Regions from separate parts of the Mus musculus genome. Here region 1 is linked to region 2. Evidence: chromatin loops called from intact Hi-C (ENCODE). Cell type or tissue: left cerebral cortex. All regions are shown on one strand. Each heading gives the region's core, and the rest is flanking DNA. Links, peaks and the distances in the headings are about the cores only.

Region 1 (15,751 bases), core at 5,122-13,121, 1.7 Mb before region 2:
CTTTCCCTCCCAGGTCCCTTCCTCCCTCCCTCCTTCCCTCCCCACTTGTGATTGTTTCTTTTCTCTCCCAAGTAGGACTGAGCCCTTCACTTGGGCCCTTCAGCTTGTTGATCTTTTTTGAGTTCTGTGGACTGTATCTTGGGTATTCTGTACTTTTTTTTTTTTTTGGCTAATATCCACTTATTAGTGAGTGCATACCATGCATGTCCTTTTGGGTCTGAGTTACCTCAGTTCCATCCATTTGCCTGCAAAACTCATGATGTCATCATTCTTAATATCTGAGTAGTATTCCATTGTGTAAATGAACCACATTTTCTGTATCCATTCTTCTGTTGTGGGACATCTGGATTGTTTCTAGCTTCTGGCTATCACAAATAAGGCTGCTATGAACATAGTGGAATAGGTACCCCTGTGGCATGGTGGGGCATCTTTTAGATATATTCCCAAGAGTGATATAGCTAGAACTTCAGGTAGATCTATTTCCAATTTTCTGAGAAACCTCCAGATTGATTTCCAGAGTGGTTTTACCAGTTTGCAATCCCACCAGCAATGGAGGAAAGTGTTCCTCTTTCTCCACATCCTTGCCAACATGTGCTGTCACCTGAGTTTTTTATCTTAGCCACCCTGATTGGTGTGAGGTGCTTCCCAGCCATTCAAGATTCCGCTGTTGAGAATTCTCTGTTTATCTCTGTACCACATTTTTAAATTGGGTTATTTGGTTTGTTGATGTCTAGTTTCCTGAGTTCTTTGTAAAATTTGGATATTATTCCTCTGTCAGATGAATTGTTGTTGACGACCTTTTCCCATTGTGTGGGCTGCCCATTTGTACTGCACTGTGCCATGCCGTGCACCCCAGTCTTTCCTACACTGCCTCCCTGTATCAATAGTAACGTGAACATGTGAACGAACAGTAGCTTTCAACTGTGATGCAGTGGGACCCTGTGTAGCACAGCTGAGCCAAGAGCGCCTTGAGGGATCCACCGCCTCTTCTCCAGGAGCAGTGAGCTTGGGTTTCTATACGGCTGTTTATACACAGCCGCTTTAAAAGCACGGTCAACTCAGGGTACAATAAACATGGAAGCATGGCTAACTCAGGGTACTATAAACCGGAAGCACAGTTAACTCAGGGTACTATAAACATGGAAGCATGGCTAACTCAGGGTACTATAAACATGGAAGCCAGACAAAGGGAGGAGGTAGCATAAGAAAGGTTGGGGAAAGGTGGCCACCACAACTTCTTCTTCTTTTTTTTTTTTAAGATTTATTTATTATTATATGTAAGTACACTGTAGCTGTCTTCAGACACACCAGAAGAAGGCATCAGATCTCATTAGGGATGGCCATGAGCACCATGTGGTGCTGGGATTTGAACGCAGGACCTTCGGAAGAGCAGTCAGTGCTCTTAACCACTGAGCCATCTCTCCAGCCCCACAACTTTTTCTTTTCAAGGTCTGCAATTCTGAGCTGATTATATTCAGGAGGAGTGGTGTTCTTTATCTAGAAGAGTCCCCTTCTTTCCCACTTTGGACCCACCAAACTCTGCCCGTTTCCCTCCATCTTCGTACTAAAATGAACTCATAACCAATCAATGACCATCAATATCCATTAAATCAAACTTTCCTTGAGATGGAAAGGCTTAACTAATAAGCCTTTTATCTTTTGTCCCACAGGTGAAAATGCTGATCTTAGTAAAGAGGTGACATCACTGAGCAACTCCACTCAGGCTGAAGTACCAGACGATGATGGGACAGAATCTTCCACACTAGTGGCTGAAATCATGGTGTCAGGCATGAACTGTGAGTTCTCCCAGATAGCTTTTGTTCCAACAGCTTCCACTCCACCAGTAGGAAATTCTGTATGCTCTTTCCCTGGTATAATGTTAGGTAACTATACTGCAGCCTAACCTCGGACTTGGGTCCTTCTCTTTTGAAAAGCCTGTGCTGTAAAGCTCCGTTGGGCCAGGCATGGATCATACATGCTGAGAGACTCTAGGCTGAACCATTTGAGGGATAATTCGAAATGGGTGACAAGCAGGCTAAAAGAGACTTAAGTATTCCCCACCCTACCTACTCTGGTGGGCACTTGCTCTGTCTAGCTGTCGTGCAAAGTTGATAGGAATTGATGAGCCATATCAATTGGTTGCTTTAATTACTGAAGAAACTCTATAGACAGAAAAGTTAGAATTCTTAGTCTATGTTGCTCATTTATCAGCAGAGTAATTTGGTTCATAATAGAGTCTGTTCTGTTCTGTGTATGGCAAGTAATTTTAATGAGCCCTAGAGCGGCTACAAATCCACCCTGTCCTCAAGGCTCATTGCCCTTCACTCAGGGTGGCTCACTGTGACTCCAAAACATTTAGTCATATATGTATATGAACTATATGTACTATGTTATGAATCCATATATTTATATTTACATATATGTATATATACGTGTGTGTATATCTATATATACATATGTGTGTATATGTATATATATGTATATGTGTATATATATATATATATATTCCTTACAGATTGCTCCAGAGAATCCCATCTCCATTTTCCAAGTACTGCGATTGTAGGGAGGCCTCCACACGCTGCTCTTTGCCTGAAAGCTGAGGGTCCCAACTTTATCCTCAGGCCCCTAAGTAGCATACTGTCTGTGGCTTTAAGCTGTTTGAAACCTCCATGCAAGAACAGTTACAGAAGTCTTCCTCTGACTTCTGTGCTCTAAAGAGCAGATTTTAGGGCTCAAGGGCCGCAAGCCCCACCCGTCGTGCATAATGTAAAGAATTTTTTACATGTTTTTAGTAATGGTGATAACTAAGATTTGTATGAACTTTTAGCATTTGCCATTTTTAAATTGTATTTTGATGCCTGTCATATCCCATTATTTTATAGATGTAAAAACTAAGACTGGGGTGTATTAATTAGTGACTTGACTAATGATTTTGAAAATGATGATCATATACGACTGGAGAGATGATTCAGTTGGTGAGGTGCTTCTACAAACCATGGGGACCTGAGTTAGGATCCTCAGAGGCCACATTCAAACAAAAACAAAAACAAAAACAAAAACAAAACAGGCATGGCAGTTTGCCATTGTAATCCAAGTGGCGGGGATGTGGATATAGGAAGATACCTGGGACTTCTAGCCAGCCAGTTTCAATTAGCGAGCTCATGAACTGTGAGAGACATTCACTCACAAGAATCAGGTGAAAGTGAGTGAGGAAGAAACCCAGCATTGGCTTCTGGCCTGCACACACCTGCATGTGCACACACACATGAGCACTTACACACACACACACACACACACACACACACACAAGCAAAGAACTATGCCCAAACAACTAATTCCTGTTTAAGAAGTTCCAGAAAAATTTGCCACAAATAAAAATATATTTATTTGGCTAATTTTTGGTCATATCTTGTCGTATTAAGTACTGGGGATACCAGGACATGCTAAATACAGCTGCAGCCTGCATAGTCACAGCTTAATGTGAGAACCAGAAGTTTAATCAAATAAGGCATCAGGGTTAGTGGGCTAGAGACCACTTTCAGTCTCAGCAGGGACCCCCTACGGGCTCACAGGGCAGATTCTATCATAGTGAAGAGAGATTGGCAGACGAAGAAACATGACAGAGAGTACATTGATGGTGTAGGGGGTCAAGGAGTGAGGGAGAGATGACTTACATCATCGTCTGCGTTTGGTTTTGTATTCACTTAGCCCCAAAGACAATATAAGACAGCAGAGCCTTTGCCTGCATCCTGCATTACTGTACTTTTACCACTTAGTAGGACCTGGGCACACATTAGGTACTTCTGAGTGAATTTTATACTTTAGTTCCCAGAGTTGCTTCTGGTATTTGGGGCTTTGTCTTTTAAGTGTTGGTGCTCAAACCCAGGCTTTTGCCCATGCTAGAGCCGCTGAGCTACACCCTCAATCCTCATTATTAAGATATCACTATGCCCTTCTTTTTAATTATTAAAATGTTTTAGTTATTATATATATATATGAATGTTTTGTCTACATGTGTTTGTGTGTGACGTGGGTTTTCTGATCCTGTCAAATCCCCTGAGACTGGAGTTACAGATATCTGTGTGCAGCCGTGTGGGTACTGGGAATCGAACTGTGGACCGCTGAAAGAGCAGGTGCTCTTAGCCACCGAGCCAAGTCTACAGCCCTGACTATGCCCTTCTTTGTCATCTTTATTTAGCTATGTATAGCAGATTTTAGTTGGCAGAGGGCTTTTTTAAAACAGTCATGTTTTCTTTGGTTTCCAAGAACAGTCATGCAAAGCAGCGGTCCTCTTAGAAATCCCTGCTCGGGAAAGAGAAGCAGGCGAGTGTTGCCAGTGCGGTCACAGCCTGCACCTCCTACTGTATGGCTGCTGCTTCCCATCATGCAGTGCTGACTCAGGTTCGCAACCGTCCTGCATCATGTTCTAAGCTAGGAGAGTTGTACAGTGCTGTCCAATGTTTGCTGCGCTCAAATACTGTCCAGTCGTACTCTCAGCAGCCTTGTGATCTGGGAACTAAATAATTTGAATGTACCCATCCTGAGCTGTGAGTAATAAGGGGTAGCCAAGCAAGCATGGAAGGTATTGTGTTCACCCAAGAGAAATCTTGGTTAAGTAGCTAAACATATGAAACACAAAAAACACAATTACCACTGGACAGTGGTGGCGCACGCCTTTAATCCCAGCACTGAGGAGGCAGAGGCAGGCAGATTTCTGAGTTCGAGGTCAGGCCTACAGAGTGAGTTCTATAACAGCCAAGGCTACACAGAGAAACCCTGTCTTTAAAAACCAAAGAAAGAAAGAAAGAAAGAAAGAAAGAAAGGAAGGAAGGAAGGAAGAAAGAAGAGAGAAGAAAGAAAGAAAGAAAGAAAAAAAGAAAGAAAGAAAGAAAATCAAAAACAAAACAAATCCCCAAACCACAATTGTCCTAATGTCTGCAGTCACGCCCTGCCCCAGCCCACCCCCACCCCTACCCCCCAGATCCACCTTAAAATGTATAACTTTTACAAAGGCGCTCCGAAGGCTTCCTTTCATCTCTCCTACATCCCGTGAAGAGACTAGAGAGACAGTGGTGCATAGCCGGCTGTGGTATGTCACATATTCCAACTCAAAAAAGGAGGTGCTGGGTGGCATTTAGGGAGTGACTATATGCACAGGGAGTTAAAGCAGGAAAGCAAGAAACAAAGAAAAACTTGCTCACGCCTGTGACTTGACATGCAACTCTGTCCCCCGGGGCAGTCGCACTTCAATGGAGGATGAAATGAAGTGATCTTTACAGCATTTGACTTGTAAGGTTCGTGACTTTGCAGAAGTGCCAGGAGGCTTACAAGTCAGTGCATAAATCTTGATAATAAGCACACACTGTGACATATATCCTATTAGATATGAAACATGATATTAGTAAATTGACAATAAGTCTTTCTGCGAGCCAGTCTCTCTGTCAGAGACAGATCTGCTTGCTACGTACAAGTCTGTGTTTCGAGAGGAGACTAGATAGGCTTTTTGTGTGTCACAATGGTTAGGGATTTTTGAGTAAAATTGCTTGTGGGTTACTTGTATTCAAAGGGTAAATACTGGCTCTCCAGTTCTGCTTGTCCCCCACGAGCAGGTCCTCACGCACACCAAGCGATGCTACGGAAACCTTGTTCCTCAATTTAACTGGTCAATAAAAGGTCAGAGCCTGTGATTGGGCAGTGGAGGGAGAAAGGTGGGACTTAAGGATCAAGTGAGAGGGTTACAGGGAGAGAGAGAAAAAGAAGAAAGGACAGGGGTGGAGGAGGCCGCCTTGAGGGGAGATGGACCACGGCCAGGAAAACCAGCAAGTAACAAGGGACATAAAATGGCTGAGAAGTTAGAATAACTCCAAACCTACCCAATCTAGGCTTACAGTTTGTAAATAAAATACCTGTGTTGTGTGTCTTTTATAAAGGCTGGCTAGAGTTATAGATTGATACCACGTAAGATGAAGTCGGAGTCCATTTTAAGCTCTATTAGAAGTTCAAATGTGCAGATGACAAACAAGTCCGCACTGAGCTCTCTGGCCATCAAACAGTTCTTTAAGGTTGAGGTTTACCTCCACATGTGAGAGAAAAAGGTGGGAGGTTCTCACATTAGAGCCAGCCTTGGCTACTTACTATGTCAAAAAGCTAGAACAGCAACAGAACCACAACCAAAGCAAAGCAAAACCAGCAAGCACACAAAACCCTGCAACTGAAGGCACATGCAATCTGTGAGCCGTGTCTTTGAAATCTAGCAGAGCAGACCGAGCAGACAGACCGAACCAGTTCTTTCTGTTTGGAGGCTAGCCCACACGCCAACTTCAGGAAGGAGGTGCTAGGACGGTTGGTCCATGACCTTGGGGTCCACTTCCTCCTCTGAAGACTGGAAATAACTGCATGTGTTCTGGCTGCTTGCAGATGAAGATGACTGTGGTCCCGGGGGGTGTGGAAGCCATGCTCGATGCGTTTCAGACGGAGAGACTGCTGAGTGTCAGTGTCTGAAAGGGTTTGCCAGGGATGGAAACCTGTGTTCTGGTAAGAGCGAAGGCCAAATGCACAAATCTGAAAATTCGTGAACCAAAAGCATTCCTTTTACTTTTACTAACTAAAAGTCTCCACAAGGATGTAAGTAATTAGTAGGTTTAAATAATTTGATGTTAGAGTGGGGAAAAAAGGAATTGTATGCATAGGAAATGAGACACATGGGCATATTTACATATATTGCCTCATATTATACTAAAATTGTATTAAAATTAAGCAAAATTTGAAGTTGACACTAAAAGAGACCTGAATTTGACCTCAAGTCAAACTTATGGATTCCTATAAATAGGATATTTTCCTCCGAGAAACCTAGTATATATGCTTTAGTGAAACAAATAGATTATGATAGACAGGTTTTGATTTTATATTGATAGCTGTTTTATACTGATAGTAAGTTAATGATTACTGAGAAAATGTCAGTCCTTCTTGTCTGAAACTCTGGAGGAAAGTAATTTACTTACACATACTTAGCTGTTTGGACAGGTGGTAATTTCATGAAAATTAACTGAGAAATGAATTTCAAACCCAAGATGCAGGGTTTGCGTTTTATTCACAAGAAGCATCTGAGTGGCTGGCTATACAAAGGCTCAGTCTTTCTTACTATGCTTGTTATTTCTTTCCAGTGGTTCTCAACCTTCCTAATGCCACAAAATTATCCCATTGCTCCTGTAATCTTGCTACTGTTGTGAATTGTAATGTAAATATCTGATATGCAGGATATGTGAGATGTGAGCCCTGTGTGGGTCGAGACCCAAGGTTGGAAAACGTTTCACATGCCCATAATCTCCCTGACAGATATAGATGAGTGTGTGCTGGCTAGATCGGACTGCCCCAGCACCTCGTCCAGGTGCATCAACACTGAAGGTGGCTACGTCTGCAGATGCTCAGAAGGCTACGAAGGAGACGGGATCTCCTGTTTCGGTGAGAGAGCCCAGGTGCCAGTGGGCAAGGGAGGGGGAGGAGGCAAGCTAAAGAAAGTTGTCAAAAGTTGTAGTTCCTGAGGGCTGAGGGAAGGCAGGATAGCATTGGAGTGAAACACGTGTCAAGACCAGTCGTGTCACCGGTGTGGGCAGATGTAGTATCAGTCTTAGGAAACAATCTCCTGGCCATAACTGTACAAGCTGAGCTGCTGAGGTTAAGTCTACCTCTTTGCCTTTCTAGTTCATTCTGGAGGATGAAGGCTCATCAGTGTTCTATGTTGTAAGCCATCGGTTGGTCTGCTCCTCTTTGCTACTGAGTTTAGCCACCGGACCGCGGTGAAGGGCAAAGCTGGAGTGGGTGTGTTGTAACCACTGTGTACAAGAAGACAGGGACAGGAGGCTCCCGGGCAGGCGTAGGGTGTTTCTGATGGCTCAGTGGATGAGAACTTCCAGCACTGACATTTCATTGCAAGCTCAGAATGATTGAAAGCCTTTTCATAACCATCCTCCTCCACTAAGGGCTGGGTGGGGCTGTGGGCTGGGAGTTCACTCTGTGGATGTCTTCTGCTGCCCTGGGTGTCAGGAGCCCAGTAGCACCGCACAAGTGGAGGCCTGCCCTACCTACCCTCACCTCGTGCAGCTTAGCTGCGTTCCCAGAGATTCCCGGCTCCTCTTCTACGCGGTTTCTTACCCTTCTTCCAAAAGCAAACGATAAAGGGCAGATGCCTGGTAAACTCAAGCTGGTGTTTTCTCTCCCGTGTGAAGGTCATGGCTACCCACTTGTGGGTCTGGCTGGCTTAAGACAGACTTTATCAGATTAGTTCTGTGCAGTCCACAGACCTCTGAAAACACACTTTTAAGCACAGATTTGGCAGTCAGTCAGGAAAATGTCACTGCACTAATTAAGCAGGCTCACAGATATTTTGGGCAAACAGACTTCATATTTCATTTCTTTTGAAGAGAAGAAGGTATATTTTCTCAGAGACTTAAGCTCTTAGACTCCCACTCTTACTAACCTACCTCCTAATATTAAATATGCCAAAGGAGGTCATGGCCCTGCCCTGCCTGGGTCCATGAGGTCTTCAGGATCATAGAAGCCACGGGTATGCTTGTATGTTCTACCATTGGACCTCAGTAAGCAGGAGACATTTTCTTAATTGGGGTTGTCTCCTCTCAAATGACTCTGGCCTGTGTCAAGTTGACAAAAAACAAGCCAGCACACTAGGTGATTGGCTTCAATCCATGATACATATATGCATCCTATCGTTGTGCTGGTAAGACAGCTTAGTGGGTAAAGCTGCCAAGCCCAGTGGCCCGAGTTCAGTCCCTAGGACTCACATAAAGGTGGAAAAGATCAACTTCTGCAAGTATAGACATAAATACACTCAAACATGAGTGTTTCAACAGTACAGCGTTGGCTTTGCTTTGGAGCGAATGAGTTCGCTCAAGTTGAGAGAGGATTTCTTTTTCCTTCCTTCCTTCCTTCCTTCCTTCCTTCCTTCCTTTCTTTCTTTCTTTCTTTCTTTCTTTCTCTCTTGATGTTGTTGTTGTTTTGGTTTAGATGGGTTTGGTTTTTCCAGACACGATTTCTTTGTGTAGCCTTGGCTTTCCTGGAACTCTCTCTGTAGAACAAGCTGGCCTCTAACTCACAGACATCCTCCTGCCTCTGCCCCCTGAGTGTTGGGCTAAAAGGTGTTGGCTGCACGGAGAGATGGCTTAGCTGTTAAAAGAATAGGCTCGTAACCAAAAATGTGAGAGAGGATTTCTAACAAGATTACAGCAGGTGTTCTGGTTTGTCTCGAGAGCTAGAGGCGTGGCTCAGAGGTGCTTGTGTAACACATGTGAAGCCAGAGGTTCAATCTCAGGACTTGCAGAAAATGAAAGAATTAAAAACTGTAGGAAACAAAGAACAGAAGTTCCTTTGATTCATTCAGGACAGCCGTTCAAAGCCTTCGCCTCCATTAGGCACAAAGGAACTGTGCCTTAGGAACTGTGAACTATCAAGATGAAGAAGCCAGTTCTTGCTGACCAATAGACCATGGTCTGGGAGAAAGGCAGCTTTGATAAGAGAGAAACACAGGCAGATGTGCGGCATGAGGAGCAGAAACACAACAAAGCCAAGAACTGGGGGGAATGTCTGCTTGAGGCCTTGGGCAAGGTTTCCTAAAGGAAGTGTCATTTGGGTGGGACTGTAGAGAATGAATCCATATTAATTAAACAGAGATGTGAAGGGGCAGGGAGCATCCAGGTATGAGCAAGTCGTGGATCTGTGAAGTGGTGGGAAGCAGTGCTGAGTACAGGCTGCGTGTGAGCAGAGAAACCACACAGTGCACAGACAGGGCGGCTCAGGTCACAGGAGCCTCCTTCCCCACAGCTCTTGGGGCTACGCCCCATGTGATGGATGGTGTGGTCTGGTGAATGCGCCATTTCTGACTCTGGAAGCCACGTTCTCACTGCATCCTCAGTCTCTCCTCTGTGATTAGCCTGGTGCTCCTTCATCTGTTAAAGACGCAGCTCCATCAGGGTGCCCTCCTGTTCTTGTCTAACCTTAGTTAGCTCCTCACAAAGCCTGTCTCGGATCAGTCACTGGGTGGTTGGTTGTCGAGGTCTGCATGTACGGAGAGGCATCTCAGTGCCTTCTATTAGCAGATGAATCGTCTTATATTCGCAGGAAATGAAGTCTGAGGGTCAGCTATTGTTTTTACCTCCCTCTCTTAATCGTGCTAGCTGCTATTTTATGAACATTCAAAGGAAACAGTTGATATTAATTTATTAGTGCATTTTATGTCTAAAATATTAGCATTTTACCATTAATTGGTATTTTAAATGTTTATATTTTAACTTGCACACTAAGACTTAAAACTCTGGTGTGTATTTTGAACTGACAGCACCATCTGGACCATAAGACTTGATGCAGTTTAGAGAGCCTAATACTCCCAGAGGGCAAGTCTCTCCATACTGGACAGCACAGCTGTCGGCAACAGAAAAGCCTCTGGCCTGCCCCTGAGTGGCACAGTCACGGGCTCATCACTGTGTGGCCTAGGGAACAGGAGAGGCTCTGGTGTTTGGGAGCGGCCCAGAGGAGATCTGAGATGTTGGAATAGACCGAGGCAGCTCTCCTGAAGGTAACTCAGTGCAGACAATGGGAAGACCTATTTGTTTGGGCAATAACAGCTGAGACAGACATGGGTTGGCAGCAGGGCTAAAGGAGGGGCCTAGTTCTTTATATAGCTCATACTATATAGAGATAGAGTTTCTCTGTGTAGCCTTGGATGTCCTGGAGCTCACTCTGCAGACCAGGCTGGCCTCAAACTCAGAGATCTGTTTGCCTTTCTCTCCCTAGTGCTGGGATTAAAGGCGTGCACTGCCATGCCTGTCCTGACATGCCATTTATGTCAATGAATAAGCTTCTAGTTGCAAAAGTGAAGTCCGAGTTTTAGGATATAAAATGCCATTTGCTGGAGGTGCTTTACCGATCTTCGGTCTGGAGAAGTCTCGATGTCTTTCCTTACAAGTGAAAAGAAAGCCTTTCAGGAGCCCGGGAGTCCAGCAATAGGTGTGCAGCCATGGACCTAGCAATCTTTTATTTCTAGCATTCATGACAGCCCCCCCCCCCCCCAGCATGCATAGGGCCCTGAACATGAAGCACCACACAGGTGAAGAAACCTTCTATACGGCTGGACTCTGTGGATTCGTAACCCTTCCTTCCCTTCCCTGCACCCCTTTCTCTTCCCACGGACTCCTGGGACAGATATTGACGAGTGCCAGCGGGGGGCGCACAACTGCGGTGAGAATGCCGCCTGCACCAACACGGAGGGAGGCTACAACTGCACCTGCGCAGGCCGCCCATCCTCGCCCGGACTGAGTTGCCCTGGTAGGTGGATGCGAGGTCCAGATCAACCGTGAGGAACTAACTTGGTTCAAGAAATCTTAGGCTGCTTTTGTTTGCCTTGCGGATTCTTTAATCTGGCTGGAGACTAGATTTCACCACCGGATTGGTGGTGGACTGCGGAGTTTGTGGTCATTCTGGTTTTGTTCATTTCACAGCATCAGCGATAAGATGCTGATGATGCTGATGCTGATGATGATGATGATTAACTCCTCCCCTTCTTCCTCCTCCTAACGGTTCAGTATAGGGGTTTCTTCTTAACTCTGTGACTCCTTTTCCACTGGTTGGTTGTTTTCAGAGGCTGTGGAAAAACTTAGCTGGGCTAGACAGGTCAAAACTATGTCTAGACTTGTAATAGTATATTTTGTTTATTTCCATATATACAAATTTAAGACTAGCTGGGCATGGTGGTAAGTGCCTTCAATCCCAGTACTTGGGAGGTAGAAACAGGGAGACCCCTGAATTCAAGGCCAGCCAGGTCTATAGAGGACAGCTAGGGCTAGACAGAGAAACGCTGTCTCAAAAAACCAAAATTAAACCAAAAAAAAAAAAAATTTTAAAACCCAAAAAACAAAACGAGAGCTAATCTGTATAAAATCTGCTTAGATTTTGATACTGAGTCTTACGCCTCTGGTATGTATTTTACACATGCAGCAAACCTGAGTCTGGACTGCAGGCTGTGGCACCAGGTTGCCGAGCACGGGGAGTGGCGACAGGGAGCCTCTGGCAGCTTGTCAGCAGTGTGGCCTGTGATGGGAGAAGAGCCACTTTCAAGGATTGTTGTTATTATTGTTGTTAATTCTTTGAGATGGGGTTTCTCTGTGTGGTCCTGGCTGGCCTGGAACTCAGAAATCCACCTGCCTCTGCCTCTCAAGTGCTGGCATTAATGGTGTGTGCCACCGTGCCCGGCTTACTTTCAAGGTTGCTTTAAAATTGATTCCTTAAAGTCCGCATGTCTTGACATGAATTAGCAACCCAGCCAGCTTTTGTTTCTCTTAAAACAGTCCCCAGTACTGACTTCATCACCCACACAGCCCAGGCAGCACCCCACAAAAGACCCTGACAGCCAGGCCAGGGCTTGCCCTCTCAGTTCTGCAGACAGAAAAGCTCATACTTGCCTGCTCTCTGGGTTTTATAGTGAACTGTTTTGTTTTTCTCGGGTAATTTTTTCTCCACTTAAAAGGTATTGAAGAGGGCTGGTGAGATGGCTCAGTGGTTAAGAGCACCCGACTGCTCTTCTGAAGGTCAGGAGTTCAAATCCCAGCAACCACATGGTGGCTCACAACCATCTCGTAACGAGATCTGACTCCCTCTTCTGGAGTGTCTGAGGACAGCTACAGTGTACTTACATATAATAAATAAATAAATAAATAAATAAATAAATAAATAAATAAATAAATAATTTTAAAAGGTATTGAAGATAGATGTGGTAGTTGGTGCCTATAATCCCAGGAGTTGGGAGGCTGAGGCAGAGGGATTGCCATGAGTTTGGGGACAGGCTGAAAACCTTCTTAGTCAGTTGCAAGCAGCAGTGCCTTCCCTTTAAGGCATAGGAAACTATTCAAAACCAAGAGGCTTGGCATCTTGACTTTTCTCCATTACTGTAACATCGACTTCCCATGAGTGGCTATAGTCTCATGTCTGAGGGGGGCCTCCTAAAAGTTGAATTGGTTTTAGAAGAAAGTATTTTGTGGGATAAATGTTTGTGACTCCTTAGATTAGGAGGGCAGTGAGCTACGTGTTGCTGAGTAGCTTGTGAGCTGTACAAAGACCCCAGTTGTTCATTTCAGATTTAGGGTTGTCCATTCTTCTTTGCCTCCAGTATGATAATCCAAGAGAGAGAAGGGTTTAGCTTTTGGTGGGTGACACAGGCTTGCTTAGGAGGGTGAAACTCAGCACTCCTGAGACTTCCACTGTCATCAAGAGACCACGTCGAAAGTTGTTCACAGAAACTCAAAAATGAAAGTAGTATCTTTGACTATTCCAGACTCTACCGCACCCTCTCTCCTTGGGGAAGATGGCCACCATTTGGACCGAAATAGTTATCCAGGATGCCCATCCTCATATGATGGATACTGCCTCAATGGTGGCGTGTGCATGCATATTGAATCACTGGACAGCTACACATGCAAGTGAGTTGAGCATCTTTCTGATAGCCCAAGGTAAAAGTGTGGTCCATGACTTTCAGGAAGTTTGTAAAATTTATACAGAGGAGATTTTTCTAGGGGCACTGATGACTTTCTTTTTACATAAATAATTGGATGAACATAGTCTAGAAATTCAGTTCTGCATTCAACATGAAGGCAGCTTTGTAGGAAATTTACTCAAACCAATTTGGTTTCAGCCAGATTCTAGGTTTATAAAAATGTTGCACCTATATTCACCCTGAACTTATTGCCTCTGATATTTAAAGCTTTTTTAAAAAAGGTTTTCTTTCTAGTAGTTCACTTTTTTGTTTGTTTGTTTGTTTTTTATTTTTGTGTTTTGAGACAGGGTTTCTCTGTATAGCCCTGACTGTCCTGGAACTCACTTTGTAGGCCAGGCTGGCCTTGAACTCAGAAATCCACCTGCCTCTGCCTCCTGAGTGCTGGGATTAAAGGCGTGCACCACCACGCCTGGCTTAGTAGTTCACTTTTCATTGTTGTCTTGGCACCCACTTTTGAGGGATGACATAGCTGTTGTCTTGGCAACCGCTGCTGAGGGAAGACATGGCTGCTGTTTGCCCCCCTTTCAGCTCTCTGAGTGATGTGACAGGCCAAGCTCTCACCTGAAATGATTCTGAGGACCGAGAGCTTTAAGATACTCCACGGTGCTCACCATGAAAGCCTTCCCTGTATAATAAAAGCTACACACAGGGCTAGGGAGAAGGGAGCGTCAGCAAAGTGCTTCCAGCAAAGGAAGGGAACCTGGGTTCAGAGCTCTAGCTCCCATATAAAAACCCAGGTCGGGCAGGGAATGCTTTTACCCCAGCACCGGAGAGGCGGAGACAGGAGAATCCCTGGCGCTTGCTGATCAGTGAGAGACTGTGACCCTAATTATGAGGTGGAAGGTTTGGCCAGTAGGCCCCTTGGACAAATAAATACTCTTTCCACCATGTTGGGGACCCAAGTTCAGTCCCTGAGATCTACATGGCAGAAGGAGAGGACAGACTCGTGCATGCTGTCCTCTGACCTGCACACAGGCTCTGGGGCATCTATACACTTACACTCAGAAAGAAATAAACAAGGGGGCTGGTGAGATGGCTCAGTGGGTAAGAGCACCCGACTGCTCTTCTGAAGGTCCAGAGTTCAAATCCCAGCAACCACATGGTGCCTCACAACCATCTGTAATGAGATCTGACTCCCTCTTCTGGAATGTCTGAAGACAGCTACAGTGTACGTACATATAATAAATAAATAAATCTTTAAAAAAAAAAGAAATAAACAAGGACTTTTAAGAGGTGGAGAACAGAGGACTCAGACACCTGGTATCAAATTCTGGTTTCCAGGTGCACTGCATGCACACCTACACACGGATAGCCACACTCAACCCAAGTGGGCAGGGTTTAATTCAGGGCTACATCCTACTGTTAACTAATTTCACATGTTCAAGGCAATGCGAGGGGCTGCGCCGGTGTGCGCAGACATGTAGGTCTCACATGCCTGGACCTGTGGACCTCAGGAATGGATGTTATGGACTTAAACAATTTTGTGATTTTTGTTAATAATAATGAAAAGAAAGTAAGTTGTTAGAGGAAGAAGAAGCTATATTCTTTGACTGAGTATGGTCTTACATTAAAAATCACATCAGCTTGACAAAAATTGTGGAGATGTTTGGAAATACTAGTAAAAAGGACTCAATTCTAGTAGAACTCTGCTTTTGAGTTTATATTACCATACCATGATTTTGTAACTCAAGATGCTTTCAAGTATAAGATAATAATTCACTTTTAATGAATAGTTAATTAATGTTAGCAATCAAATAGTTTTTATCTACACACTTAATCCTACTATACCAAACACAAAAATTACAAAACTGGGATGTGTCATTGATTGTCTATGGCTTATTTCCTTCATGGTAGTTAGCTTTAGGTCCCTAGATTACTGTTGCAGTATGAAGGGTTTGCATTTTGTCATAGTGCAGTTTTCCCTCCAGTCTGACTCTGCCGGAATTTATTGTTATGCCCCTATGCAGCTGCATCTTCTTCCGTTGTGTTTTAAACACGCTGAACTGGAGCTGGGCAGAGACATAGGAGCACCTGCAGCCCCAGTGCTCAGGAGGTAGTAGTGGGGGAATCAGGAGTTCTAGGTCTTTCCACTCAAGGCCAGCCTGGGTCACAGGAGGCCCTGTCTTTAATTAACAGGCTACAGCTGAAGGCGTCCCTCGCATTTAAGGACCTTTAACCAAAAGCAGTGTTTAAAGT
Region 2 (15,751 bases), core at 5,294-13,293:
CTCTGTAACTCCTTCCATGGGTGATTGTTTCCAATTCTAAGAAGGGGCAAAGTGTCCACACTTTGGTCTTCGTTCTTCTTCAGTTTCATGTGTTTTGCAAATTGTATCTTATATCTCGGGTATTCTAAGTTTCTGGGCTAATATCCACTTATCAGTGAGTACAAATCATTTGAGTTCTTTTGTGATTGTGTTACCTCACTCAGAATGATGCCCTCCAGGTCCATCCATTTGCCTAGGAATTTCATAAATTCATTCCTTTTAATAGCTGAGTAGTAATCCATTGTGGAAATGTACCACACTTTCTGTATCCATTCCTCTGTTGAGGGGCATCTGGGTTCAAGCTTCTGCAAGGCAAAGACACCGTCAATAAGACAAAAAGGCCACCAACAGATTGGGAAAGGATCTTTACCTCTCCTAAATCAGATAGGGGACTAATATCCAATATATATAAAGAACTCAAGAAGGTGGACTCCAGAAAATCAAATAACCCCATTAAAAAATGGGGCTCAGAGCTAAACAAAGAGTTCTCACCTGAGGAATACCGAATGGCAGAGAAGCACCTGAAAAAATGTTCAGCATCCTTAATCATCAGAGAAATGCAAATCAAAACAACCCTGAGATTCCATCTCACACCAGTCAGAATGGCTAAGATCAAAAATTCAGGTGACAGCAGATGCTGGCAAGGATGTGGAGAAAGAGGAACACTCCTCCATTGTTGGTGGGATTGCAAGCTTGTACAACCACTCTGGAAATCAGTCTGGCAGTTCCTCAGAGTGTCCCTTTCTGAACTTCAAATTGTTTCCTAAGATTTTCTACATCAGAGTCAGTAGCAAAACATCTTAATCTAGTTTCCTTAACAAGTTTATTTTTCCAAATATTTCTAAGGGTGGTGGTCATTGCTGACTATCTAAGGGTGGTGATTGAGTCATTAATCTGCTCCAGCAGCAATGCCTGGGAGAGATAAAGAATTATTACAGAGTGCCAGTGATACTACCCAACGAGGGGCTGGAAGCCCTGTAGAGTTTCATATAGTTAGATCAAGAGGGATTTGAGGGGGCTGGAGAGATGGCTCAGTGGTTAAGAGCACTGACTGCTCTTTCAGAGGTCTTGAGTTCAATTCCCAGCAACCACATGGAGGTTCACAACCATCTATAATGTGATCTGATGCCCTCTTCTGGTGTGTCTAAAGAAAGTGATAGTGTACTCATATAAATAAAATGAATAAATTAATATTTAAGAAGAAGGGAGGTGAGGGCAGCAAGCAGAGCAGCACTCCATAACAGCATGAAGTCCTCAAGACCCATAGTCCTCAGGGCATGCCTCACCAAGGTTCACCAGTCGTGGCTGTGCTAATCAGTAGGCCACGATCCATAAGTTCTAAAGCCATTTGTCATTCCTCCTGCATGGCCCTTGGCACAAAAAGAAACAAAGAAAGGAGGCCATGTTTAAAGGAGGAGGAGATTGATTGATTGATTGATTGATTGATTGATTGATTGATTGATAATATCAAGGCATATCCTACACAAAGGCAGAGTGGAAGGAATTTTAAGATCATGGCAGGTTTCCTCGGCAGTATTTCTTCCTGTCAATAATACTCTTTGTTTTGCAAAAGAGAAGATAAAAGCAAAAGAGTCAAACTGAGGCTCAGAATGCACTTGTTATGTTAGCTGTCTCAGAACCAGTTGATCTGAAAACTAAGAAAGACTTTTAAGGGGATGGAGAGATGGCTCAGCTGTTAAGAGGACTGGCTGCTCTTCTAGAGGACTGGGATTTGATTCCCTGTACCCACATAATAGGCTCACAACTGACTGAAACTTCAGTTCTAGGGGCATCAACTCTTCTGGCCTCCATAAACACCAGGCACACGTGTGTTTACATACACACATACAGATGAAACACCAATATACATTAAAATATACATTAGAAGAATTTAGAGAAAGACTTTTTAGAAGAGAAAAATAAACCCTACTCTCAAAGAGCTTGGCTAGAATGTTCAGGGCCAAGACTGGAAGCCTGGGATCGCAAGGTCTGCACCAGAATCATCAAATATAGTTTCATAGGAGCCATTCTCCAGCTCCATGGGAAACTAAGGTGGGAAGGAAGGCTTGATGGTAGTCACTTGAGAGTGAATAGTGGAAGCAATTTGAGTGAATGTCTAAAGCTCAGTCTCCTTGGGGTCAGTGACAGCTGTAAGGAAGGACTAGGTAAGGAGCCATCTTGACCTGGACAGATAGAAGCCTTAGATGTCCTCTTAGAGTGCTTCCTGGTGGTCCCTTTTTGTTGGGATCTGTCCAAGGTATTTGAAGAACGGATCCCATAAGTGAAAGATGATCACCTGGCTAGCAAGAGTACAACCCAGTAGCCAGCTGGAGTCTTTCATCCAACAGTGTACCTACAGAAGTGGTATCTGAGGAGGTGTAGACAGTTATGCCTGGAAGTTTCCCCAAGAGCTCCAGGACCCCAGAATAATACGGATACGGCATCAAAGAGTTCATCCTAACCACGAGGAGAACAGACACAACTTAGGAGTCAAAAGCCTGCGGGATGCAGAATAAACATGAAATAAACTGAAGTTCTGTTAGCAAAGTGTTCACAAAGTAAACAAAACAAAAGCTGTGTAATACTGGACAATATCTATAGGCCAAGAGATAGTGTGAATTTAGCAGCAGAAACTAAGATCTATGAATATGATCAGGAGAAAGAGTGACCCCCATTAGTGGGAGCCACAGGGAGTATTTCCAGAAAAACATAACATATGCATATGTATGTATTACTCTTTCCAGATGACTGTAACCACAGAATCATAATCAATGTCTTAGCTACATATATAATTATAATTAACTGTTGCTAGCAAAAAAAAAAAAAAAACCTAAAGCTTAGCAAAAAAGTGTTACATTGACAGTAAAGAATTGGTAATCATCATCAACAATAAAAAAATGATGAGATTGAGTAAACTTACCTTAATTATAGGGAAGCAAAGATTATCACATTTTTGCACACTTGAGTTATAACTTGTATCTAATTCTGATTTTTATCTCTGAACAGCATTTTTTTTGATCCTATCAAAATATCGCCGGCTACATGATAGGTGTTCAGCACATAAAGAAAAAAATAAATCAAAGTTCATTAACTCTTTTTACAATCTTATAGTAGAATGGGTGTGTTACAGGGATTGAATGGTACCCACTATATCATTCTGTATATAAATCTTTGGTATTTCCCATGGAAATCCTATACAAGGAAGTTGAGGGATGTCAAGTTCACGTTTTTTCTGTCAGTCATATGCCTGATTGAATCCTTTTATTACATAGGGACATCCTGGACTCTGATACCATCTGCTGTAGTTTGCTTTTCTGCCTTCTCAAATACCCATCTCATGTTCTTCAACAAGGGAAAAAAATAACATCTATGGGGGGTGGGGGGAGTATAAAGGAGTGAACAGAATGCTGCCGAGAGAAGAAATGGTGCTTGAGTTGACTTCCTAAGGCAAGGAGAGATTTGTTCAGAGTACAGCGCTGGATGAGAGTGTCCACTGTGAAGAGATTTAATGAGCATATGCAATGTCACACAGGTGTCAATTTACTGTTGCTTTGGCCTTTCAAATGTCTCTCAGAAGCCAACAGAGAGGTAGAGACAAGATTGGATAAGTGTGGGGGATGACAAACAGCTTTCTATGGCTAGCAAGGACTTTGGTCATTGTTCTGAAGGTAAAAGGTAAGTTCTTAGTAGGGGAGTGTTATAATCATACTTAGGAATTTAAGATGACTGTTGGGACAATGTAGAGAATAAATGAGTAGAGTAAATAACACACCTAAGATGTCTGAGATTTCACCAAAAAAAAAATATTGTGAGAGTATTACTTAAGACAATACTCATAAGAAACAAGAGCTTTGGGTGGCAAACATTGTAAAAATGTATAATTAACTGTCAGCAGATGTGAGGAGGAAAAGTTACTGGATGGATGGATGGATGGATGGATGGATGGACTGATAGATGGATGAATAAACAGACTGGGCTTACAACAAAGAACAAGATCATGGCAAAGCCCTCAACAGAGGAATGGATACAAAAAATGTGGTACATTTACACAATGGAGTACTACTCAGCTATTAAAAAGAATGAATTTATGAAATTCCTAGGCAAATGGATGGACCTGGAGGGCATCATCCTGAGTGAGGTAACCCAATCACAAAAGAACTCAAATGAAATGTACTCACTGATAAGTGGATATTAGCCCAGAAACTTAGTATAGCATGATATAAGGTACAATATGCAAAACATATGAAACTGAAGAAGAACGAAGACCAAAGTGTGGACACTTTGCTCATTCTTAGAATTGGAAACAATCACCCATGGAAGGAGTTACAGAGACAAAGTTTGGAGCTGAGACAAAAGGATGGACCATCTAGAGACTGCCATATCCAGGGATCCATCCCATAATTAGCCTCCAAACAATGACACCATGGCATACACTAGCAAGCCTTTGTTGCAAGGACCTTGATATAGATGTCCCTTGTGAGACTAGGCCGGGGCCTAGCAAACACAGAAGTGGATGCTCACAGTCAACTATTGGATGGATCACAGGGCCCCCAATGGAGGAGCTAGAGAAAGTACCCAAGGAGCTAAAGGGGTCTGCAACCCTATAGGTGGAACAACATTATGAACTAACCAGTACCCGGGAGCTCTTGACTATAGCTGCATATGTATCAAAAGATGGCCTAGTCGGCCATCAATGGAAAGAGAGGCCCATTGGTCAGGCAAACTTTGTATTCCCCAGTACAGGGGAATGCCAGGGCCAAAAAATGGGAATGGGTGGGTAGGGGAGTAGGGGGGGAGGGTGTGGGGGACTTTTGGGATAGCATTGGAAATGTAATTGAGGAAAATACGTAATAAAAAAATTTAAAAAAAGAAAGTTAGGAAACTAAAAAAAAAGAAAAAAAGAAAAATAAAGATGTGTGTAAAAATTAAATTAGAAGAATGTATACTATATCCTGTTTATGGCAGAGAAATATTGGAAACACTTTAAACATATGGGTGAATAATAATCTTAGGGTAAATAACTATATAAATTGATTGATGTTATAGATATTTGTTCATATAGAAAATGCCTATGATAGATTGTTTAATAAAAAGACAGAAGTTTCAAAAAAAAAAACATCATGGCAAAGCAGAATTAGGATCTAGTATGGGCACTAAGACTCATCCAAAGAAAGGGAAGAATCATAGAGAAGTTAGTGTGTTCAGGAGCACATGTGTTTGGAGTCACAGGGCCATGTAACCACCAGATCACTTGACATCAATGAGTCCAAATGCATGGCTTTGCAAGAGAAGAACTCGGGTGGAAGTGTGCTCAGTGTGCAAGGCCAAGCAAAGTCACAGACGCCAAAGCACCCCGGAAGGTGGCATTTGGAGGTCTAGTCTTCTGAGCAGTTTCTCAGTCAGAGTCATTGAGTCGCTGTAATTGAGAAATGATGAAGAATCAATAAGAGTAGGTTCTGCCTCTGTCAGAGAAAGAGGAATGTGTAACTCGGAAAAGCAGGGTGAGCATCCCCCTTTTACCCTTCACTGTTGGGGTGACCCTGAGGGCAGATCCCTATGCCATCTCTCACTGTTGGGGTGACCCTAAGAGCACACCCCTATGTCATCTCTCACTGTTGGGGTGACCCTGAGGGAAGATCCCTATGCCATCTCTCACTGTTGGGGTGACCCTAAGAGCACACCCCTATGTCATCTCTCACTGTTGGGGTGACCCTGAGGGCAAAGAAAGCAGATCTTGAGTGGATAAGAAGACTCTTGTGCGAGGGTCAACTGAGACAGGCTGCTTGTGTTTCTAACACGGTCACAGACCTTGGCCTTCCTTGGAATTCCTTCCATCTTAGCTTTGAGTCCCATGAAGTACCACTGTCAGTTATAACACCTTTCTCTTCCTTTTAATCCACAGTGAGTTGATTTTTTTTTCCAGCAAGACATAATACATAGATGCAGCATCCTTTTAGAAGGGAAAAAGCATTCCTTTCTCCTACAAGAGTGCATGGCTTGTCTTAGACCAAGGCTGCCATGAATTCCAGACAGGAGAAAAGGAGATGTGAAGAGGGATGGGGGTGTGAAGTGAAGCTCTGCTTGTAGTAGAGATAGCTAGACCCTATCCTATATCTAGTACCCCTCTTTCCTGAACAACCCTCTCAATTGCATCCATAATTGTTAAAGCACATTACCTTCTTACACTGTATGATGTGTGTCTAAGTTCTACGTCTTACACTGTATGACATGTGTCCAAGTTGTAGCTACTGAGCTACAACCATTAAAAAGGGTAGAGGACTGACTGCTAGAAGATTGTTGAAAGAACATCACCCAAACATACTGCACACCACACATGAACCACACACATCATCAACACTACACACCAACTACACACACACACACACACCATGCATGCATGCACACACATACAACATGCACGCATGCATGCATGCCCATGCACTGCACACATATGTATACATGAACACACACACACCACACCACAACCAGAATTCATGCATGCACACACGCTGCACTCACATGCATACATGCACACACATGCACTGCACACACACACATACACCATTGCTCTTCTTCTCCTCCTCCTTCCTGCAGTCTGGGAGGCAAAGCATTAACCCCAAGCTGTTCTCTTAGCAGGCAAGGTGACTTTGAAGATAAAAGCCATTTACAAAATGGTGACATGTGGTGGTAAAAAGAGCCCAGGTGCCTGCTGGCTGTAATAGATATCAGAAAAGCCCTGGATACTCTTGTCTGTATTTCTTTTCACACAGAAGAGAAACAAGCCTCGCTCACCTAAGGCTAGTAATGCCACTAAGCCAACTGTGGTAGATGCTAAAATGCAATTGTCTTGTATTACGTAATTCACTCTACTTTAATTCCTAATGTCCCTTTGGCACTTATCACAACAAGTATTTTCTTAAAGTAAAAGGAGATTTAACAATTCTTCTGAATGACTATTTATAGAAGAAAGAGTGACTCGGTAGAGGAACAACCTTTTAAAAAATTATGGAAACTGACTTTAAATAACAGTCTCTGACACTTCAGTCTCTGGCTCCTGCCCTCCCTTTCCCTGTAGCTCCCACAGACCCTTAACTTGAGATGTTCCTGTTCAGCCTCTTTAGTGCTGGGAATAAAGACGTGCGTCACCACCCCCAGGCAAGCATTTGCCCTTGAATCTTTAGAATAGGAGATCTTAAATAGATGATCAAAAAGTTTCTCCAGCCTCCTATCTTCAGTTTATCAAGGTCTGTTGAAAATATCCAACAGCAGAGGTCTAAAGAGATGGCTCATCAGTTAAGAGCACTCTCTGTTCTTACCAAGACCTGAGTTTGGTGCCCAGTGTACAATGGGGTGGCTCACAGCTCCAGATCCAAGAAACCAATATGCCCTCTTCTGACCTCCATGGGCACCAGGTACACACATGGTTCATACCCATATATACCTGCAGGTAAGACACTCAAACACATAGAATAAATTAGCCATATTTTTAACTGAAAAGACCAAAAAGCACACTTACTGTTTCTCAGACAACTACCTCTGCATTTATAAATAAATAAATAAATAAATAAATAAATAAATAAATAAATAAATAAATCACAGTAAGAAACCAAGGAGATTTAAAGACAAGAAAAACCAAGTAACGGGGAGATTAAATAGGTTGTTTGAAGTCACTTTTCTTATACCTGATCTTGCTGGGACTCCAACTCAGGAAATCCGACAGATTTCTGAGTGTACCCACCACCCACCTTGCCAAGAACAGATGGATGAACTGGCTCCAATGAAGCAAGAGATGGTTTGTCAGTTCAGTGCAGAAGCAACGAATCTAAGAGAAGATGGAGATTCTGCCTTTGAACTATCTCTAACAAAATTTCTTCCCAGCATTGAAACGCAATAGTGATGGGACTCTCCAAAACACATCTGAGACCCCCACCCCCACCCCCCGGGAGGAGGGCTGGAAGTGAGCTGCAAGCAAGCTACTGTGGAGTGCTATCACCTGAGAGGCAGGACCTGAGAAAATAGTCTCAGTATCCTCTGAAGAAAACAGAAGCTCATTTGTCAAATACATCATTTTTAAGTTGTAAACAAATAGATAAGTAGCTATATAAACCTACGCTTCTCTGCTATTCAAACTGAGGCACACAGTGGTCTCACTGCTGGTGGGAAGCAGATATGCTGCCCTCTGGAGTGCCCGGTGTGGCACTCCTCCCATCCATCAGGAGTTCCAGCCACCATTCCTTCGGGCTCTCCTGGTTGTGCACAGATTGGGTTTCATGTAGACATGCAAAAAATAAAAAAATAAAAAAAAATCTCTAAGCTTATTCGACATGAAATACAATACATTTGCCAGATAACCAGGACCCTCATATTCATCATAAATCAATTGTGTTTATCCGTAGCCAAGAAAGAACTAGAATGCGCTTTCCTCATTTGGAAATCCAATCTGCTCTTCACAGTAATTATGCTGCCTTTCGTATGAATCATGGTCTCGCACCACAGTGTCAGGGCCCGGCTCGCTCGCTCGCTTGCTCGCTCGCGGCTGTGCAGCACTGAGATGATCCTCGCACTTGGGGGTAGGATTTGGGGAGTTATTGAAGTAAATCCTTTTACTCACTAGACTTTCCCTTTTTTGTGTGTCTCATCTTCAGTCTTTTTGTTCAAATTTTACAGAAAACTTCTGAAAGCCGTCGTAAGCAGGGCAAGAGCACCCTCACCAATCCCCCGGAAGCCACGGAACTACACTCAAGATGGGCGAGGGCTCTCCCCTTGCTCTCATCCTGGCTTTCCCTCAGGAGTCACCACACAGCCAGCTCCCTCTTTTATTTATCCTTTCCACACAGTTATGTTACAATGATGTGCTGAGACTCTCTCCAGTGTAAGAGTCTTCATAGCCAGGCATTGTCCAAATGCACACAAACAAACGTGAGTTGTTCTCTGTGCATCCTCTGTAGAAAGCATAGAGAGAGGTGGGGGTCTGAGGCCCAGCCATCTTTAGTGACATATATTGCTGAAAAGTAAGACTGTAAACGGGAAGCCATGTCTATTTGAGACCTTCTGGAACGTGAGGCGTGGGGGCTTGACCTTATAACCCACTGCCCTTCATGCAGTTAACTGCCCAATTGCCAGAGGAAACCCGTGAACCCAAAACGACAAAAAGGGTCATCTGAGAGGGCGCACCACCAGGTGGGATGTGAGGAAATAGGAACCCAGGAGCCACTGTGGACACCATTATTATGTGTGTGGACACATAGAACATAGTAACAAAAGGAGGGACTTACCACTGTGGCCACAAGTAGACTTTTGCACCGTTGGTGACTGGTGTTAGTTCTCTGGTCCTCTGCGTAAGGCCCTTCACTGGGCAGTCTGTGTATTTGTAAGATGGTTGGGCTTTGCTGTTGCTGTTGCTATTGTTATTGTTGTTGTTGTGTTTTACTTTGTTTGCTTTACCTTTGTGAACAGCAGATGTCCTCAAATGGACTACACCGTGTCCCCTTCCCCCACCAGAAGTTTCTAGAATGGAGCTTTCCTGACACCTAGTGGCCAGATGAGGAATCCCTGATTTCCTTATAAGTAGTTTAATTTAGAAAGTATATTTACATCCCAAATGAAATTTTAGAACATTGCTTCACAGTTTACCACTGATCCCCTGTGAGCTGCTGGCTTGTGGGTTAAATGCAATTCTACTCCTATATTGCTTAGAATTTTAAAGTAAAATTGCTATCAACTGCGGCTAGTTCTGGGTGCATGCAAGCTCACATTACTGTGCTTCCCTCCTGTAATAGTAACTAAGCTTAAGATAAAATACCAAAGGCTAAATTACACATGAGTCTCAAATGAGAGCCTGTGTAAATTAATAAAAACTTTGCATTGTCTCAGATAAATTACAGTGAAGGTACTCTGCATACCACCAAAGGAAAAAGATAAACACTAAACTAGCTACAAAACCTACAGATCTACAGTTGTGTCCTCATAAGAATGCTAGAGAAATGGCAGCACACAGCATGTGGGAATATAACCAAACAATATCTGATTTGACTGAAGGCCCACTCCATGGGATGGAGCCTATGCCGCCATACCTAGCACTGTTTAGGTAACCAAGAACCTAAGACTAGATGATCCAGGGACCTGAGGCAAAACCAAATACTACTGCTCTGTGGAACCACAACTACAACAAAATATAGCAATGAAATGACTCCTGGTGACATTTTGCTGTACGTGTACATTAATGTGTTGCCCAGTCAACATCAGAGAAGTTTCCCCCTGCATCAGATAGGCACAAATACATACACCCACAACCAGACATTATGGAGAATGAAAGATCTCAGAACACTCAGCCCTAAACGAGAGATCTCCATCAAAACTCTCCCCCTCTAGAGTCATCAGAAGAGGAAGCAGAAAGAATGTAAGCACCAGAGGGGATGGAGGACACCAAGCAAACAAGACCCTGTAAATCAACACGAGGAAAGCTCATAGGAACTCACAGAGACTAAGACAGCATGCACAAGACCTGTACAGGACTGCACCAGTCAGGGTCCTCAGCCTGTGTAGTACTACATAACTAGCAATGTATAAACAACATGTATACACACAACATATATACATACATACACATACATATACACATACATACACATACATACATACACACATACATGCATGCACACATGCATACATATATATACACATACATGCATACATACATACATACATGGATGCATACATATACACATACATATACATACATGCATATATACACACATGCATACACACATACATACACATATATACATGCATGCATACACACATACATACATACACACATGCATACATACACATATGCATACATACACATGCATGCATACATATACACATACATATGCATGCACATATACACACATGCATGCATACATACGTGCACACATACATGTAAAACAATGAAAAGGAAAGTTCATGTGAGTCATACAGAGGACTTCCAACAAGTTTCCCCTTTGAGGGAACAGGGAAAGAAAAGGTGTCTATGAAAATTATTGCAACCTAGAATAGAACCTGCTCTTCCTACATCAGAAAAATAATATGCAGGCGTCGTGGTGTTTATCTGGGATCCCAGCACTCAGGAGGCTGAAGAAGAATGATGGGTTCTAAGCCAACCTAGGCTACACAGTAAGCTCAGCAACCAAAGCTCACAGCAAGATCCTGTCTCAAAAGAAAAACAAAGTAGAATAGCTTTTCTAGAAGAAATGAAAACTAATGAGGCTGGTAGGTTAGGTGTCCTGACATAGCAATATGCCTTAAGGCTCTGCCAAGATCACATAAAAGGGAGACGTGGTAGGATATCAAAGTGAAAAGACTGGATCAGTCAGTGATGGACAGAGGAGGGGAACAACTCAGTGGTGCCTTGGTGAACTTTCTATTGCTGTGACAAGACACTGTAACCAAGGAAACTGATAAAAGAAAGCATTTAATTTGGAGCCCGTGGTCCTGAAGGGTTACAATCAATAACTATTATGTCGGGGAGCATGGCAGCAGTAGGCAGTCAGTCATGGCTCTGGAACCATAGCTGAAAGACGGGGGGGGGGGGGGGGCAGGGAGAGGGAGAGGGAGAGGGAGAGGGAGAGGGAGAGGGAGAGGGAGAGGGAGAGGGAGAGGGAGAGGGAGAGGGAGAGGGAGAGGGAGAGGGAGAGGGAGAGGGAGAGGGAGAGGGAGAGAGATCACCTGCCCCAGTAGACCATCTCCTCCAACAAGGGCACATCTCCTAATCCTTCCCAAACAGTTCCACCAACTAGGAACCAAGTCCTCAAATATATCTACAAGGTCCATTATCATTCAAACCAACACAAGTAGCTTCTGAGAAAAGTGTTTGAGATGCTGCTGTAGATGCTTAGGCCAGAGAGAAACTTGAAAATTCAGAATTATGACCAATCAGCACAGTCAAAGATGCATTCCAGTGAGATTATGCTGGTGTAACAAACAGATTTAAAGTTGAGCGGGCCAAGGCTGCTGCATCTACATTTCACAGGATCCTTAAATCACATTTGTAAAATCTCCTCATGTTCCTCGACCCCAGGACATTTTATTCTTTTGCATGGATGAAGCTGAATACATATATACCTTTTTTTGTTCTTTAGAAATATCTTAAGACCCAAGTCAGGAATATCATATAATTTTTGTAACAATATACAACACAAATGCTCATAGCCTCGAAGAAGACTGGGATATGTCTGTTGTCTTTAGTTTGCCTGCGTTATAACTAGATTGTTATGGAATAATTATTTTTCTATTACGGAATTTTCAAATAATCTCTATCAACTTGCAATTCTCTGCTTTCATTTTTATTCACAGGTTCATGATTATACTTCGCATACACTCCAAGAAAGCATCAATTTAGAAAGGAATATATTTCATATGTACATTTATAATCCCCACAATTTACTCACAGGATCTAATACACAGTCAAAAATCCAGTTTTCCTTCAGTAAATTACTCTTGTTACCCAGCAGGTTAAAGGACTTCACTAGCCATTCCCCTAGTGATAGATAAAGCAGTGACTCCCAACAGGAAGAGGCACCATCACTCTACAGAACCAAAATGCGGACACGGAACACACAGCTGCGGGGTGGCTTCTACACCCTTATATTTATCAGGCTTTATATATCTTCAAAGATCTGTGAGAAACAGTCATTAAAATCACAGATTGTCCTGCTAGCTAAGCATTTATTCTGCAAGGAAAGAGAACCAGTTTAAACAAGCCTTAATTATACAGAACACTCAGGATGAAATGTGTTAATTCTACCTGGCATCTAGCTGTTCGTCAAATCCATTCAGATAAGTTATGTGCACAAGCTCTTGTAGACAAAAAAAAAAAAAAAAAAAAAAAAAAAAAAAAAAACACCTTAAGTGTACTTAAGCCTCACAAACAGAATCTTGTCAGAATATTGTATTACAGGAAAGAAGCTAATTTTCCAAATTATACAATATGGAGGAACCTATAAAAAATTTTTATTGTCTTGACCACTTTAAATACTGAAACATAATTTTAAATAGTACTGATTAAATTTAATGAAATAAGTTTAACATTAACAATTACTTCCTTTTTAAGCATGTATTTAATTTAGCCGGGGAAAGACTGGAAGCATTGTACTCCAGATTCTAAAGACCACAGGTGCCAATCCAAACGCCTTTACCTATGAAAACTTACCTGCAAAAGTTTGAGGAAAAAGAAAAGCTTTTCACACAGTACAAACAGGCTAAAAGAACTCACGTACACAAAACCCACCCTGCAGAGAATGTTAGAAGCAATACTTCAGGCTGAATGAAGGAATAATCATAGCCCGGAAACTACAGAAAGAAACAAATGAAACTGTAATAATTGAAATACAGAACAAAAGTTAGAAAACAAACAGCAAGAAAGCCACAAGATGATAACAATCAGTACATGCCTCTCAAGGATAACTTTAAATATTAAAGGCCCCAGTTCCCCAATCAAAAAAAGCACAGGCTAGTTGAGTGGTTTAAGAAGAACAATCCATCTTTTTTCTATCTAAAAAAGGCATGCCTTACCTTAAAAGTGAAAGGATGGATAAAGTCTTCCAAGAAGATAGGACCAGGGATTAATCTTGTCACTATCCTGATACCTGACAAAACAGAGCTCACACCAAAATTAATCAGAAAAGATAAAGAAAGGAACTTCATTCTATTCAAGCAACAAATGTCCAAGAAGACATTACCCTACACATAGATGCACCAAATCTTATACCAAATTTCATTAAAAGCATCCTACTGGATTTCCTGCCACAGAAGAACTCAAACTCACTTTCTTCTATGGACAGGTCATCTAACAAAGACTAAGTAGAGAAATAATCAGAACCAATTTACCTCATATGTCAAGTGGACCTAATAAATATCTACAAAAATTTCTACTCAAACACCAAACAATCTCCTCAACTCAGGAGACCACAAAATTTTCTCCAAAATAGACCCAAAATATCGCAACAAATACAGAGAAACTGAAATGACTTCACATTTTAATAAAGCTCAAAATCAGTAGCAAAAGAATTTTTCTCAAATATACTGGTTCATGAATATTAAACAACACACTACTCAGTGGGTCAAAGAAATCAAGAAGAAAATTTTAAATTCCCAAAAATGAAAACACACCCAAATCTCTGGGACACATTAAAAGCAGTCCAAAAAGGAAAATCTATAGCCCTTACATGCTATTTAGAAAGCCAGAAAGAACACAAATAAAAGGCTTAATGATGTACCTCAAGAGTTTGGTACTACAAGAAGGAAACAAGTCCAAGTGCAGGAGACAGAAGGAAAAACAAGGGCAGAAAATGATGAAAGAGAAACGAGAAGAGTTTTCTTCTTTGAAAAACTCAACAAGATTGACAGACTTGTAGCCAAATTAATTAAGAGGGAAAAGAGGGAGGAATAGCCAAAGTAATATATTTAGTAGCTGATACCACAGAAGTATAGAATATTGAAAGGGACTATTTTTAAAACCCATACTCCATTGAGCTGGAATACTTTCAAAAAGTGGAAGAATATCTAGAAACATTCAAATCACCAAAATTAAACCAAGAAGAGACCAACAGCTTAAATAGGCCCATAACGGACAAGGAGATTGAAATAATAAAATATAAAATCATCTTACTAAAAGAATCCAGGTCCAGATGGATGCATAGCAAAATTAAACCAGACACTGAAAGAAGTACAATGGCTGATACTTCTCAAATTGTTCAAGGAAGGAAGGAAGGTAGGAAGGAAAAGGGGAAGGGAAAGGAAAAGGGGAAGGGAAAGGAAAAGGGGAAGGGAAAGGAAAAGAAAAGGAGGGGAGGGGAGGGGAGGGGAGGGGAGGGGAGGGGAGGGAAGGGGAGGGGCGGGAAAAGAAACAGAAATACTTCCAAACTCATACAAAAACAGTATTATTCTAATACTTTACCACACCAGGTAAAGACACAAGAGAAAGAGAACTACATGGGCTACAGGCCAATATTCCACATGAATAACAACAAATAAAAACAAAAGTGGATAGCTGAAGTAGAGAGATGGCTCAGCAGTGAAGAGTGCCTGCTGCTTTTATAGAAAGATCTGAGTTCAGTTCCCAGCACCCACATCAAGCAACTCACAACTGCCTATACCACCAGCTCCAGCTCTCTGCTGGACCCACACACAGACATACACATATATGCATGATTAAAAATAAAATAATTTTTTGAAGACCTAGAAAGCTATCCTTAGCCAAGAAGTCATTGAAGTATCTCAATATAAAGTCAAGAGTCTGCTCAGTTGGTTTTTGGTGTGAGATTTTGTTTTAACTGTGCACATGAGTTTTGTTTCTGGATGTGCCTCCACTCACAGGAGACAGCAGCTCACCAAATGGCATACACCTCTACGAGTCCACAGCAAAAGATAACAAGTTGGCGGCAGAGCAGACTCAACATATCCTGCACCAGCAAAATCCCCGATCTTAAATTCCCAGAGAAAAGAAACAGACTCAAAGACAGCTAAGGAATTCTGGCAGAATCTCTTCAGAAAGAGAAACTAATAGGTATAATAAATGACCCAGGGCAGGGATAGGAACAAATTATCTAAATAAACTTAAGAAGACATTATACATGAACGGTGGGCCCAAACAAACGTGGACCTGTAAGTCACAGATGCAAATTCTGAGGCCAGCTCAGCCTGCTGGAAGCCGTTGACCTCCGTCAGATTT

The links. Peaks named below come from ENCODE experiments on the same cell type or tissue, not always from the same donor. Only the 100,000 strongest peaks of a DNase experiment are listed, where the experiment ranks them.
Region 1: it touches region 2 in a loop (4-fold over the local background); 5 of 42 quality-filtered maps call a loop at or near these places.

The regions. Positions count from the first base shown.
Region 1 is chr3:129,688,501-129,704,251 of GRCm38, reverse strand. It overlaps Egf (epidermal growth factor), which reads left to right. Exons shown (of 24, transcript NM_010113.4): 16 at 1,671-1,796; 17 at 6,418-6,534; 18 at 7,336-7,461; 19 at 11,212-11,334; 20 at 13,337-13,481. Among named protein-coding and RNA genes, the nearest start is that of 6330410L21Rik, 57 kb to the left of the region's middle. In left cerebral cortex, for the core only: no CTCF peak of the experiment used is centred there; no DNase peak of the experiment used is centred there.
Region 2 is chr3:127,995,890-128,011,640 of GRCm38, reverse strand. No RefSeq gene overlaps it. Among named protein-coding and RNA genes, the nearest start is that of Gm35667, 33 kb to the right of the region's middle. In left cerebral cortex, for the core only: a CTCF peak has its summit at 9,573 (motif pointing left); DNase peaks (open chromatin) are centred at 7,782, 8,540, 8,760 and 9,563.